2 separate regions of the Homo sapiens genome follow, and region 1 is linked to region 2. A link is a loop called in an ENCODE intact Hi-C map of the cell type or tissue named here. Cell type or tissue: PC-9. All regions are shown on one strand.

Region 1 (8,000 bases), 270 kb before region 2:
GGAGTGCAGTGGCACGATCTTGGCTCACTGCATCCGCCTCCTGGGTTCAAGCAATTCTCCTGCCTCAGCCTCCCGAGTAGCTGGGATTACAGGCACACGCCACCATGCCCAGCTAATTTTTGTATTTTTAATAGAGACAGGGTTTCACCATGTTGGTCAGGCCGGTCTCAAGCTCCTGACCTCGTGATCCGCCCACCTTGGCCTCTCAAAGTGCTAGGATTACAGGTATGAGCCACTGTGCCCGGCCAACTCTTCCCTTTTAAGATACTTTAAGATACCAGTTACTATCCTTCAAGAAGAGGGAAAACTTTAAAAATTAATAGCATTTATTTTTTCCTATTTACTTAAGGGAAGCAGTGATCATTGTAGAGAATGAGAAACGTATAGAGTTCTCAAGACAAAAATAAAAATTTAACACCCAGAGACAACCAAGACTAACATTTTTTATACTTTTCGGTATTTTTTTCTCATCATATAAAATATATTTTTCAAAAACAAAATCATATTATTTGTATAATAGTATTTTAGCATGAGATTTCTCCCAAATTATTTAAAAATTTTATTTTACAAATTCACTGTTAATGCTGGCAGTATATTCCAAATTAAAGATGCACATAACCTAAGTTTAGAAACATTATTTATTTATTTATTTATTTATTTATTTATTTATTTATTTATTTTTGAGACAGAGTCTCACTCTGTCACCCAGGCTGGAGTGCAGTGGCACGATCTTGGCTCATTGCAACCTCCGCCTCCTGGGTTCAAGCTATCCTTCTGCCTCAGCCTCCCGAGTAGCTGAGATTACAGGTGTGTGTCACCATGCCTAGCTAATTTTTTGTATTTTTAGTAGAGATGGGGTTCTGCCACGTTGGCCAGGCTGATCTCAAACTCCTGACCTCAAGTGATCCGCCTGCCTCGGAAAGTGCTGGGATTACAGGTGTGCGGCACTGCAGAGCCACCGCACATGGTTGGAAACATTTTGATTAACTTTCAATGTACAGTTTTCTATTGGAATTGAACATCTTTGAGCATAATTTCTGATTGTCTTCAAGGCTCTTTTTATATACTACAAAATTACTTTCTCTTACTAAGAGAGATAAATGAAAAACGGTATCTCATTTCTACTTGCATTTTATAATAGTAAACAAAGACTGAACATTTAAAAAATATTTTTTGTAATCTGTATTTCTTTTCCTGTGTTTCTTTTTCATGTCCCATTACTACTTTTCTTTTTAAAATACATTTGAAAAACTTATTATGTCTTTATTATGAAGGTAATGAATGTTTAGAAAAATTAGAAAATATGGGCCAGGTGTGGTGGCTCACGCCTATATTATTTCAGCACTTTGGGAGGCCAAGGCAGGAGAACTGCACGAGACCAGGGGTTTGAGACCAGTCAGGACAACATAGTAAGACCCCATCTTTAAAGAAACAAAACTTTCAAAAAATTTTAAAAAAGAAAAATTAGAAAATACACTTAAACGGCTGGGCACAGTGGTTCATGCCTGTAATCCCAGCACTTTGGGAGGCCAAGGCAGGCAGATCACCTGAGGTCAGGAGATCAACAGCAGCCTGGCCAACATGGTAAAACTCCGTCTCTGGCCAGGCACAGTGGCACATTCCTGTAATCCCAGAACTTAGGGAGGCCGAGGTGGGTGGATCACCTAAGGTCAGGAGTTCAAGATCAGCCTGACCAACAAGGTGAAACCCCATCTCTACTAAAAATACAAAAATTAGCCAGGTGTGGTGGCAGGCACCTGTAGTCCCAGCTACTAGGGAGGCTGAGACAGAAGAATTGCTTGTATCTGGGAGGCGGAGGGTGTAGTGAACCGAGATCACGCTACTGCACTCCAGCCTGGGCGATGGAGCGAGACTCCGTTTCAAAAACAAAAACAAAAACAAAAAAAAACTAAACAAAAAAACCCCTCTGGTCTCTACAAAAATACAAAAATAAGCCAAGCGTGGTGGCGGGCACCTGCAATCCCAGCAACTCGGGAGGCTGAGGCAGGAGAATCGCCTGAACCCAGGAGGCGGAGGTTGCAGTGAGTGGAGATCATGCCACTACACTCCAGCCTGGGCAACAGAAACTCCATCTCAAAAAAAAAAGAAAATACACATACACATTTCAGTATTTTTCTTGTGTTTCTGTAGGAGTATTATATTAAGAATTAAAAATAATTTTCTCTGTCTTATCTTTCCATTTTAAGATTTTTACATAGAGAAAAATTTTACTTTTTATGTAATCAAATTGTTTGAATCTTCCTTTTGTGGTTTCTTCTATTATTTTTATACCCGTGTTTTTTCACCTTGAGATCAAATACACATGTATGCTTTCCTTTTGTTTCTAACAGTTTAGGGTGCTTTTTTTTTTACACTTTGAAAATGTAATCCTGGTCGGGCGCGGTGGCTCACACCTGTAATCCCAGCACTTTGGGAGGCCAAGGAGGGCAGATCACCTGAGGTTGGGAGGTCGAGACCAGCCTCACCAACATGGAGAAACCCTGTCTCTACTAAAAATACAAAATTAGCCAGGCGTGGTGGCTCATGCCTGTAATCTCAGCTACTCGGGAGGCTGAGGGTGGGAGAATCACTTGAACCCAGGAGGCAGAGGTTGCGGTGAGCCGAGATCATGCCATTGCACTCCAGCCTGGGCAACAAGAGTGAAACTCCATCTCAACAACAACAACAAAATGTAACCCTTCTGTGAGTTGTAAAGTATGGTGAGCAGTAAGGACCTCAATTTATTTTTTTCCCTAAGAGCTAATGAATTTTCCCAGTATCACCCACTGAGCCGTCCTCCCCTCTTTGTGATGCCACGTTTGTTTACCTTGTGCTGACTCATATGTTCTGCAACATTCAGCTATTTGTCAATTCTTATGCCAGTACTTCCACTGTTACCATCATCAATTTAAAGATTACTTTAATATCTGATGGGGCAAGCTGTCCATCCCTATCACCGCTCTCTAATTCCTTATTCTTGTTTTAACATATCTTGACTATCCTTTCCCATTTGTTCTTCCAGATGACATTTAGAAAACATTTTCTCAAGATTAATTTTAAAAAAAGCAAAATAAATTTTTGTAATTTTCACATGGAATTTATATTTAAATGATGAGAATACAATAAAGTTTATTATTGCCTTTTTATTGAAGCCTTGCAGACAAAAACACTGGGTTTAAAGGCCCTAGACTTGGAATACATCTGTAGATATGTCAGGTGTAGTCACAAAGGAACAAAGCCTGGGTGCCACAATGCTGCCCTCTTGTGGCAGCCAGAGGCTGCACACTCCAGTCCCAGCAAGGGATGATACTGTTGTATAAAGTGAACCAGAATCCCACCCCTAAACTGTAAAGGCAGCATAGGAAAGTCTACTATGTGGAATGATTCATGAGATGCCTTTTTGCTTCCATGACAGATTCCTTCATAACTAGTCTGTCGCAGGTCTGAATTTTTATCATTGCAGATTGATTCCTTGTTGCAACCTCAGGGTTCTTCATTTGAACCACAAAACTCAGAAAATCATTGGTGTGGCTATTTCTGCATTTCTCCCAATGATATTATATGCCTAGAAATTAATTTATTACATACGCTGGATGCCTAGGACTTTGTGTTTAATTCTCTTAGTAAAATCCTGGTTGAGAATAGACCTGCCTTTGTAAATGAAAACATCCCTGATATTACAAAACCTAAACATTTTTAAAGGTCTAACAGGAAGACTCCTCTTACCTGGCTTGCTGTCGGTCGTTTCTTTGGATCCCAATTCAACATTTCGGTCATGAGCTGAATAGCTTCATTACTGGCATTGGGAATAAGAGTTTTTAAGTTTATAGGAACACACTGGGGAAAACGGAAGTTCATAGAGGATGCCAGCTGGTATCCTTCTGGCCAGTCACTCTGTTTCAGGAATATATAAGTGCAGGTGGGGAGGGCAAAACAAATTGTTTTTAGTAATCCATTTAAAAAACACAGCAGTAATATAAACATCATTTATGTTTGAACATTTTCATGTTGATCCATATAAACATGAAAATGAAATACCAGACCACGTCTATAATTTAGTGCTACGACAGTATAGAAAGAACATTAAGCTGAGAGTTAGGAAACAATGCGAAAAGCACTTTTATAGCTTTTTTTTGTTTGTTTTTTTGTGTTTTTTTTGAGACAGGATCTGGCTCTGTTATCCAGGTTGGAGTGCAGTGGAGCAATCATGGCTCACTACAGCCTCACCCTCCCGGGCTCAAAAGATCCTCCTACCTCAGACTCCTGAGTAGCTGGGACTACAGGTGCGCACCATCACACCTGGCTAATTTTTTTTTGTGGAGACGGGGTTTCACTATGTTGCCCAGGCTGGTCTTGAACTCCTGGGCTCAAGTGATCCTCCTGCCTGGGCTTCCCAAAGTGCTGGGACTACAGGCATGAGCCACCATGCCCGCCTTTATAAATTTTGCAATATTAAGCTCTTGTCTGGTTTTAGATCCTGATGGTGATGTTGCTGTGATGATACCTGGGTTAACTCTGAACAAATAAGGAAAAGTGCTTTACAAAGAGGCTGACTGTGAACAAAGATCCTTGTCGTGTATATTACCCATTGCATACAATGTTAAAAATGCACATATCTGGGAAATGACAATTACATTAAAGCTTTAATATCTACATTTACTTGTGTAATGTTAACTACAAGGCACTTACTAATTTAATTAGGATGTCATTATATACACACTTATAAAGCACATTTCAGAAAGAAAGGTGTAGATGAAATATAGTTAATTGAAAAGCACTCAGTTCAAGAAGTCAAATATCCACAGGGGAGATATAAAAAAGGAAACAAGAAACGGTTAAGAAAAAACAAGGTTCAAGACACCAGGGGTTAACAGGTGATGCCAATGGCCAGCCACAGAATGAGCAGGAAAGAGCTCAAGCAAGGCTGTCTGTACAGTGTCAGCTGGGCATCACCCCCAAGTTACACTCTAAACACACAGAATTTTTCCTGAAGTTCTTAAGGAAAGGCAAGCACCTGTTTTTCTTCAGCTGGTGGGATTCTGGCTTCTTGCAATCCTTAACCCACTCCGATTAAAAAAATAAGGATTACAGCCGGGCGTGGTGGCTCACACCAAGTAATCCCAGCACTTTGGGAGGCTGAGGTGGGCAGATCGCAGATCGCTTGAGCTCAAGAGTTCAAGACCAGCCTGGCCAACATGGTGAAATCTCCTCTCTACTAACAATAGAAAAATTGACCAGGCGTGGTGGTGCACACCTGTAATCCCAGCTACTTGGGAGGCTGAGGCATGAGAATTGCTTAAACCTGGGAGGTGGAGGTTGCAGTGAGCTGAGATTGAGCCACTGCACTCCAACCTGGGCAACAGAGCAAGACTCCATCTCAAAAAAAAAAAAAGAATTATAAGAAAATTAATCATTAAAGTATGAGCCTATTTCAAAATGAAAATATCAGATATCTAGGCAAAAGTTGTAAATAATCAAAATTATAAAATTAAAAGCAAAGTAGCAAGATAGAAATAATCAAAAGTTATAGCAACTTAGGGACAAGAGTACTTACTTTTTTGGGAGTCCCTAAAACTTGGCAAATTTTAAAGATTTCATCGACCTCACTTGTCCCTGGGAAAAGTGGCCTTAACATATAGAGTTCAGCCATGATACTTCCAACAGCCCACACATCAATGGGAGAACTATAAACTGAAGATCTCAGTAAAACTTCAGGGGCACGATACCTATGAAAATAGAGAACAAAAGAGGTAATTTTGATTGCAATTTCAAAGGTGGATGGGCAGTAGCATTCTACGCTGTGTGGTCATGCATTTCCATCAAGGAACAGGTATTCAGACCCTGTTCCATCTGTGTGTCAGGCATTTGTACAATGTTCTGGGGATAATAGGACACAACACATGTTCCCTGATCACAGACAATGAGTGGGGCTGGAGACAAATGTCTATGAAATGTCCATCAAGCCTAAGACAGGAACTCAACTGAATAGATATGGAAATAAGTGCCATCTGATATATTAAGAAAAAAAGTAGAAAAACTATGTTACAAAGCATTATATTCAGCATCTATTCACAAGGAAGCACAGAAAACAAAAGATGAACAGGATTATATCCTGAGTAGTGGAGTTTTTTTTTATCAGTTTGAAAGTACTGATATCCTCAACTGACTCCTCTTCTGTAGTCAACTATATTTATTGAGTGGAGTTTTGCTCTTGTTGCCCAGGCTGGAGTGCAATGGCGCGGTCCCGGCTCACTGCAACCTCCGCCTCTTGGGTTCAAGTGATTATCCTGCCTCAGCCTCCCGAGCAGCGGGGATTACAGGGGCACACCACCATGCCCAGCTAATTTTTGTATTTTTAGTAGAGACGGGGTTTCCCCATGTTGGCCAGGCTGGTCTCGAACTCCTGACCTCAGGTGATCAGCCTGCCTTAGCCTCCCGAAGTGCTGAGATTACAGGCATGAGCCACTGCACCCAGCCTAACAATATTTTTAATTGAGAAAAATACTCAATTTACAAGAGCAAAGTGAGCTGGTGAGTCCAACACAAAGTCTGCTAAATGGAAGACACTCTCAATTCTCTTTTTTTCCAACCAAAATGTGTAAATATTTCAGTCCAAATGTTTGGCATACTGTCTTTTTGCTTTCATTGAGAATACTGCAAGCCCTCAAATAAACTAGTTTTGTTCACTGTTGTTTTTGCTCAATGTTGTTTCATTGTAATGTTGATGAGAAAGAAAAAAAAAGAAAGGCATTTCTGGCTGGGCCAATGTGTGGGGTTTGCACATTCTCCCCAAGTCTACAAGTTTTCTCCAGGACTCCAGCTTCCTCCCATATCCTAGATATGTGCATGTCAGGTGAACTGGGGTGCCTGTGTGGCCCCAGGATGAGTGTGTGCATGTGTGTGTCGGGGGGGGGGTGGGGAGGGGGCGTGCTGCCATGGGAGGCTGTCCCGTCCATGGTTGGTGCTCACCTTGCACCCCCAGCTTCCAGGACACGCTGTTGCCACCTGTGACCCTGAACTAGAATAACTTGGCGAATAATTATCTTCCTTGTTTTTATTAATGTTTCTCAAATGTATGTATAGCTTACATGTATTTCAATGTTCAATATTAGTGTTTTGGTCACTATTTAGAAGTTTGGTGGCCAGGCACAGTGGCTCACACCTGTAATTGCAGCACTTTGGGAGACCAAGGCGGGTGAATCATGAGGTCAGGAGTTCGAGACCGGCCTGGCCAACATGGTGAAACCCCGTCTCTACTAAAAATACAAAAACTTAGCTGGGTGTAGTGGTGGGCGTCTGTAAGCTCAGCTACTCGAGAGGCTGAGGCAGGAGAATCACTTGAATCCGGGAGGCAGAGGTTGCAGTGAGCCGAGATCGTGCCACTGCACTACAGCCTGGGTGACAGGAAAAAAAAAAAAAAAAGAAGTTTGGTGATGTTTTTGTGACCAGAAACGTGCCATAAAATTGTTTACTTTAATTAGCCTATGGTCGAATTGGTTTCATCATATGTTGTTTCACTTAAAGTGAAACTTTCCAAGAACCTACTGATGATGTTAAGTGAGAACTTACTATACTTTGACGAATATTTTTACAAGCTTTATTGATATATAATTCACATAATATACAGTTGATCCATTTAAAGTGTACATCACACTGCTTTCTCCCAAGGTGCCTTCACGTGTCTTCCCTCTTCCATCTCTCTGTCTGCCTTCTTTTTATAAGGACATCAGTCTTACTGGATTAAGACCAGCCAGGCTGTGGTCTGACCTCATCTTAATCTGATTACATTTGCAAAGACCCTATTTCAAAATAAGGTCACATTCGCAGGTAACCAGGGCGGATCCCTCATGAAAGGCCTGGTGCTGTTCTCACGTAGTGAATGAGTTCTTTTTCAGGCAAGATGAAATTAGTTCCTGAGAGAGTGGGTTGCTCCACGGCAAGCTTCCTCCTCTTGTTTGTTCCCTTCTCGCACGTGCCCATTTCCCCTTTGACCTTCACCC
Region 2 (8,000 bases):
GAAGTAAATTTGTGTTGTTTGTAACCCACTCAATTTGTGGTATTTTGTTATAGCAGCCTGAACTAAGACACCAACTCAACAATTAACTTAGATTTATCTAAACCCCCCAGTTATTTCCTGTATTATTTAAAAATAGGAAATACTGTATTTCCTATATTATTCCAAAGCAAATCCCATATGCCATATTTTTATCTGTAAACATATCAGGATGTGCTGTATCTTTCAAAAGTAAGGACCCTTGCTTTTAAAAGCCATAACCACAATACCATTATTACACCTTTAAAAGTTAACAGTAATTCCCAATAACATCAAATAAAGTCAGTGTTTACTTAATTTGAAACAGGATCTATATAAGGGCCTATAATTGTAATTGATTGATATGTCTCTTAATTTTCTTTTGATCTTTAGCTTCTTTTTTTCTCATCAGATAGTTTTTAATCCGTATAATTTTCAACTTTTGTGATTACTGTGCTTGGATATATGGTCCCTTTTTGTATGGACCGTAAGCTCAGTCTCAAGAGTTTATGGTAATACATGTGATACTAATAGTAGCTGCCTTTTGAGGCCTTTTTATGAACCAAGCACTCATAGTGCTTTGCATATATTATCTCAGTTAATCTGTGTAATAACCCTCAGCCCAATTTTACAGATAGAAAAACTCTCCCATTTGAGACTTCCAGAGGTGAAGTAATAAGAAACAGAGCTGAACCACGTCATTCTGACTCCAGAGTTCATGTTCTCAACCTCTAGGCTCCGCTGCCTGAGTAAACGTATTAGAAGTTAATGCCATGCTGAGTGAGTGCTATGTTATTCTCAGTACTTTCATGGGTGTTTGAAATTTTTCCTAGGTTAACAAAAAAAAAATTGAATGCTGTCATAAAATGGCCATGTGGTCAATCTAAATCAACAAACTTTCTGTGTACATGGAACTGGGTAGGAGCTGAGCAAAATCCATAGATAAATGATGTTTGATCTCTGCCTTCCAGATGCTCACAGGCCAAAGGTTGGTGGCGGGAGACAGACAGATACAAAAGCAGATTGAATAAAAAGTGGGCTGTCGGGAGTCTGTAGTAGAGCTGTAGACAGAAAGTGATGGAGGCAGAAAGGTCATTCTAATTTGGGGGTCTAGGGAAGGCATTTTGGAGAATGTGGGAGCTGCAAGGCCCTTGAATGATGAGAAGGATATTAGCAAAGTGTAGGTGGATGAGGATTGAAGATGATGAGTATTAAAGTGTGATACCACATTCTAATGAAGTTCCTTTGGGGCTTCTCTTTCTCCCAATTGACTACGTGGAAATGCACAAAGCATTCATTAAAGCTTTCTCCCCAGCTCAGCAACTTGCGACACAGACAGATAGGAACTAAACTCTGACCCTGCCTTCACTGCCTTTCCAGGCAGGATCCAGGTTGGAGTGCTGATGTTAAGGTCATGTTGTCCACCTGTATTAACTGCCATTATCTGTTTAGGTCAGGCAGCTTGCCAGGTCTATCTTGGCAGGAAAGCCTCGGTTCCCAAGATAACCTGTTTTGTGCCTCTCTGATTACAACCTGACTGCAACCCTGCATTGTTCTTGGTGAGCAGTGAGCAGCTATCACTGCACAAGGTGACCAAACTCTGTGCTTAGTGGCAGATCCATCTGAGATTCCTTTTGGGTGTGCTAAGAAGCAAGGCTCTCCTTTCTAGTACTTGGAGGGACTACTTACTTCATTTTACATCTTTATTAGAAAAACCTGCTTCTCTGGCTTTACGAGGCTAAGCAAAAAGGGCGTGCTAAGCAGCAAGGTTTTCATTTCTGTTTTGTCACCTGTCAGCAGCAGAAGCTCAGGCTGCCTGACCTTTTCCCAAGCCTAGTGTCTCCCACCTGCCTCCTCGCACATCTTGCAGTTATGTTCTCAGGAAAGTCAAGCAGGTTTAACATTAATCAAAGACAAACCTAAGTAGAGGAGTAAATCGACTACCCACTCCTCCCCTCCAAACAGTATGTAGTAATGAATTCAAAAGCAAAGTATTTTCATTATCCGTGCTAGCAACTCTTGTGACTAAGGATGAAAGTTGAGTTAATAATAAGCCTACAGGCCCTCACTTCAAAGATATAAGGATAACGTATAAATCAATGTTGCTATATTATTTCCAATGAGATTTTTTTAATGTTTACACTTACATGTTTTATTTTCTTCTTATCACATTTATAACATGTAATAGTTCTTAGTGCTGTCCATTAAATATTTCTGGTTTTCCTCCAAATTCACAATAGTAGTATATTTCCTGAACTCTAGAAGTTAGATGTGGGCATGTGATTTACTGTATAGTTAAGACAGTGTGAGTGAAGGAAGTGGATGCCACCTCCAGACAAACTTTGGGAGCCAACGCATGATTGCCTGTGCTTTGCTGTCCCTTTGCCACAGTAACTGGTGACTTTTGGGGTGACGGCTGCTCCTTCGGTCTGATTCACCTGGTAGATCCCCCAGCCAACTCTGTGATAGATATGCAGCACAAGGTGGAAATCAACCCTGGATGTTTTAAGTGACTGAAACTTTGAGGTGGAATGTTACTGCAGCATTACCTAGCCTCATTTGACTGAAATATAGGGTTTTTAAAAAGGCTTCTGAGGATTAAAATGAGCCTCTATAACTTGAGAAAGGATTTTGTCTTGATGAGTGTGATAAAACGCTCACCCTCTACAAATTGGAGGGACTAATGATAATTTTGCCCATCTTTCTAAAAAGGCTTATTTTCCAGTCCTTTGATGACTTACATTATAATCATAATATATAAATATTATGTATATAACACATAATATAGCCCCTTGTAACAAGTTCTTTCCCCAAAAAACATTAACTAAAAGTTTTACAAAGTATTATAGCAAGCTAACTTGGAGGAAATTGCCCTCGTATTTAAGATTTAATACTAAAAATTTCACATTTGTAAAACTTTGGTTCTAAGACTTCCCATGCTCATAATCTACAAGACTGGCCCTTTTTGGTTAGATTTGCTACAAGAACCTGACAATAAAGACTGAGCTGACAAATCTATTGAATAAATTTATGCTGAGCTTCACTGTGTCAAATTTATATTTTAGCACCCTCTGCTGGAGAAACTATATACACTTCTGATAAATGCAGGTGATTTATGCCAATGTGATCATTCTGACTTGTGTCTTAAATATAGGATTTGGAGAATGTTATTTAAAATCTGTACTAAAAGAAGCCTCTCCTTTAAGCAAATGGCCTTCTGACAAACTATCCATGCACCAGTGGTATTTGTCTCCTGCAGATCCCCTAGAAAGACATATACATGCACATATAGTCATTAATGTGTGTATAGTTTACACATGGAAAAAGTAGAAATGGGCTTAATGAAAATGAGAAATTTGTAGGCCAGACGCGGTGGCTCACGCCTGTAATCCCAGCACTTTGGGAGGCCAAGGCAGGCGGATCACGAGGTCAGGAGATCGAGACCATCCTGGCTAACACAGTGAAACCCTTTCTCTACTAAAAATACAAAAATTAGCCGGGCATGGTGGCAGGCACCTGTAATCCCAGCTACTTGGGAGGCTGAGGCAGGAGAATGGCGTGAACTTGGGAGGCGGAGCTTGCAGTGAGCCAAGATCTTGCCACTGCACTCCAGCCTGAGGGCGACAGAGTGAGATTCCATCTCTAAAAAAAAAAAAAAAAGAAATAAGAAATTTGTAATACTATGCCTTTCTTCAACACAGCCTCCCCACCATATATTCTTGTGAGCAAGCACACTTATAGCCTCCAGTCTCTTCTGATTCATCTGCCAAATCTCAGTCCAAATTATGTCATTCCTACTCATTCATTCAGCAAACCATGTGACAGACAAAGTGTTAAGTGGTGGGAATCCCATTTTAAGCTAAACACATTATCTCCTATCTTAGTCTGTTTTATGCTCCTATAACTGAATACCACAGTTTGGGTCATTGATAAGGAAAAGAAATGTATTTTTTATGGCTCTGGAGGCTAGGGAGTTTAAGGTCAAGGGGCTGATCATCTGATAAGCGCTTTCTTGCTGTGTCACCCACAGTGGAAGCTGGAAGGGCAAGAGACCATGAGAGAGCAGAGGAAAGGGGGTCGAACTCATTTTATCTGGAACTCACTCCTAACCCACTCCCAAGGGAATGGCATTAATCTATTTATGAGGGCAGAGCCTCTATCACCTCTTAAAGGTCCCACCTCTTAATACTGTTACGGTGGCAATTAAATTTCAATGTGACTTTTGGAGGAGACATCCAAACCATAAAATATCTCTGTCTTTAGGGAGTTTATGGTCTTATTGGAGAACAGACTTTCACCAAATGAAGAGGTTAGTAAGTATTTAATTATGAACTGTAGGCCGGGCACGGTGGCTCACACCCTATAATCCCAGCACTTTGGGAGGCTGGGAGGCAGGTGTGGATCACTTGAGGTCAGGAGTTTGAGACCAACCTGACCAACATGGTGAAACCCGTCTCTTCTAAAAATACAAAAATTAGCTGAGTGTGATGGCATGTGCCTGTAATTCCAGCTACTCCGGAGGCTGAGGGACAAGAATTGCTTGAACCTGGGAGGCGGAGGTTGCAGTGAGCTGAGATTGCATCACTGCACTCCAGCTTGGGCAACAGAGGGAGACCCTGTCACAAAAAATAATTTAAAAAAAATTATGAACTGTGATATGTGTTTTGAAAGGGTACTCTATGTGAATATCTTAATTATATGAATATGTTAACCTAATTTAGCCAGCTAAGTTAGAAAGCAATATTTGGGCTGAGATGACCTGAACTTGGTGGACGGTGCTAACCAGCTGAAGAGAGGGGTAGGCTGGTGGAGGAGGAGCATTGCACACACAGAAAGCAGCAGGTGCACCACTCTGCATCCAGAAAGGATAAGTGAAAGACAAGGAAGATTCCATAGTAAGGAGATCAGGGGGAGTGTTGCTATTTTACTTTAGAAAGTGGGAGCTGGTAAAAAAAAGGCCGATGGAAGGCAGGGTAGATGGGATAGGCAGTACATTCTCAGCTCTGCATTTCAAAACAAAATTGCTCTTGCTGTGTTTGGGAGAAGAAATAACTGGTTGGATATAATAAGACTGGGTTCCCTTTACTCTACAATTGAACCTAGTGCCCAAGCATGACATGTAAGTTTCTCTAAGTGGGCTCTGTCTGTTTCTTCAATTTCATCCTCACGTGCTCTGTGATACTGATTGTTTCCTGAGAACGTGTACCATGCTCACTTGAAATGCCTTTTCTTTTTCTCACTTCTCCTTTCTCCATCTATGGAAATGCCATTTATTTATTTATTATTATTATTATTTTTGATACAGAGTCTCACTCCGTTGCCCAGACTGGAGTGCAGTGGCATGGTCTCAGTTCACTTCAACCTCCACCTCCCAGGCTCAAGCGATTCTCCTGCCTCAGCCTCCCGAGTAGCTGGGATTACAGGCACCCACCACCAGGCCCAGCTGATTTTTGTATTTTTATTAGAGACAGGGTTTCACCATGTTGGCCAGGCTGGTCTTGAACTCCTGACCTCAAGTGATCCACTAGCCTCGGCCTCCCAAAGTGCTGGGATTACAGGTGTGAGACACTGTACCCAGCTGGAAATGCCATTTATTCTTAAAATACCAATGCAAGACCACATCCTTTGGGAAGCTTTCTCTTTTTTCATCCCCACTCAACATGAATTCTGCTTCTACTTCTTCTATACTTCCATAACATAGCATCTGCATTTCTACATAAGACATCTCATACTTCTCTGCACCATGAGATTGTAAAAAATATAAAAGGGATAATGTCTTCTTTCCTCCCTCCGGCCTCCCCCCATCCCCGGTATTTCCTAGATCATTGCTTTGAACTCAGTAGTGCACTTTGAAGTGAAATTTATCATTACATTTCATTACACTATAAATTTCATTAGATCTCTCATAGTTCCAAATTAATAAGGATACATTCATACACACAAATACATGTAGAGGCACACTTCTAAGAACGGAATGGGCAAGAAGTTAATGCTTTGCTTGGGTTGAGAGAGAAAACACTAGAAAGTAGACAGAGAAAGGGAAGGGAGGTGGGAAGGAATAGGGAGGTGAGTTGGAGTGGGTAGGCAAATAGGTGAAAAGTGTGAGTAGTAAGTGAGGTGACCAGAGGATGACCATATAAATAACCATGCTGACATGGTTTGGCTGTGTTCCCACCCAAATCTCATCTTGAATTGTAGCTCCCGCAATTTCCACATGTTGTGGGAAGGACCTGGTGGGAGGTAATTGAATCACAGGGGTGGGTCTTTCCCTTACTATTCTCATGATAGTGAATAAGGCTCACAAGAGCTGATGGTTTTTTTTTTTTTCTTTTTTTTTGAGATGAAGCTTGGCTCTTGTTCCCCAACTGGAGTGCAGTGGCACAACCTCGGCTCACTGCAACCTCCGCCTCGGGTTCAAGCAATTCTCCTGCTTCAGATTCCTGAGTAGCTGTGATTACAGACACATGCCACCGTGCCTGGCTAATTTTTTGTATTTTTAGTAGAAATAGGGTTTCACCATGTTAGCCAGGCCGGTGTCGAACTCCTGACCTCGAATGATCCTCCCACCTCAGCCTCCCAAAGTGCTGGGCTTACAGGCATGAGCCACCATGCCTAGCCAGGATCTGATGGTTTTATAAAGGGGAATCTTCCTGCACAAGCCCTCTTCCTTGTCTGCCACCATGTGAGATGCACCTTTCACCTTCCACCATGATTGTGAGGCCTCTTCAGCCGTGTGGAACTGTGAGTCCATTAAACCTCTTTCTTTTGTAAATTGCCCAGTCTCAGGTATGTCTTTATAAGCTGCATGAAAACGAACTAATAGGCTGGGCGCCGTGGCTCACGCCTGTAATCCCAGCACTTTGGGAGGCCGAGGCGGGCGGATCACAAGGTCAGGAGACTGAGACTAGCTGAGACCAGCCTGGCTAACAGGGTGAAACCCCATCTCTACTTAAAATACAAAAACAAAATTAGCCGGGCGTGGTGGCGGGTGCCTGTAGTCCCAGCTACTTGGGAGGCTGAGGTGGGAGAATGGTGTGAACCCGGGAGGCAGAGCTTGCAGTAAGCCGAGATCACGCCACTGCCCTCCAGCCTGGGTGACAGAGCGAGACTCAAAAAAAAAAAAAAAAAAAGAAAATGAACTAATACACATGTTGATCTAAAGCTGAAGGCTTGCTTCAGACAACTTCTGTTTTTCTTACACATTTGCACTAAGGACTGGAAAAACAGATATGAAATAGGCATGAACAGATAAACTAGTTGGTGTGTGTGTATACATATGTGTATATCTACATATAGAGAGATAGATACACACATATGAATATCTCTCAAAATGTAAGACAAGATATAATGTGTACTCACTATTCTCTTTTGCCATTTTCTAGTTTGGGGGAAGTTCTATGAAATCTAAGTTGATGAACATTATTCCCCCTGCTGATACCAAAAGTCCTGACTTGTAAGGAGGACAAAGCTGAGGTCAGTGCATAACTATGAGCTGGGGATCTTGTGAAAACACGGATTCTGACTGAGTAGGCGTGGAGTGCAACCTGAGTTTCTGCTTCAGGTGGTGCCGATTCTGCCAGTCTGTGGCCCACACTTTGAATAGCAAGGGACTGGATGATTTCTGGTAATCCTTTTTAATTCTGTTGCAGTTGTTTTGCTTGAAAAACTTTCTACCTTTTGGAAGTATTCACCCATAAATCACTTATAGTTTAAACTATATAGTTTCAGGTGATAACAAAATAGGACATTTCAAGGCAATGAATTAAAAAGGTAAGTAACAGTATTAAATATAACCCAGAATTTTATATGAAATATAACCCAGAATTTTCTCTAAGGCAATAAAAACTTTCAAAGTAAGTGATAAGTGTGAGGATTGAATTTTTACGGATGCGCTTAAAATCCAGTGGACAAGCCATTGTTGAGTGAAGATTCAGTCCTCATCTCTCTTATTGGAAGATGAATGTGGGCTAGATCAGTAGATATCA

The links. Peaks named below come from ENCODE experiments on the same cell type or tissue, not always from the same donor. Only the 100,000 strongest peaks of a DNase experiment are listed, where the experiment ranks them.
Region 1: a loop joins it to region 2, with 3 times the contacts of the local background. A loop is called at or near these places in 6 of 110 quality-filtered maps.

Annotation. Positions count from the first base shown.
Region 1 is chr6:10,798,166-10,806,165 of GRCh38, forward strand. It overlaps MAK (male germ cell associated kinase), which reads right to left. Exons shown (of 15, transcript NM_001242957.3): 7 at 5,555-5,726; 8 at 3,727-3,894. Among named protein-coding and RNA genes, the nearest start is that of MAK, 36 kb to the right of the region's middle. In PC-9, CTCF peaks have their summits at 3,259 (motif pointing left) and 3,461; a DNase peak (open chromatin) is centred at 2,816; H3K27ac peaks cover 439 bases.
Region 2 is chr6:11,066,058-11,074,057 of GRCh38, forward strand. It overlaps ELOVL2-AS1 (ELOVL2 antisense RNA 1), which reads left to right. Exons shown (of 5, transcript NR_038964.1): 4 at 7,398-7,488. Among named protein-coding and RNA genes, the nearest start is that of SMIM13, 24 kb to the right of the region's middle. In PC-9, CTCF peaks have their summits at 3,089 (motif pointing left) and 3,292; no DNase peak of the experiment used is centred here.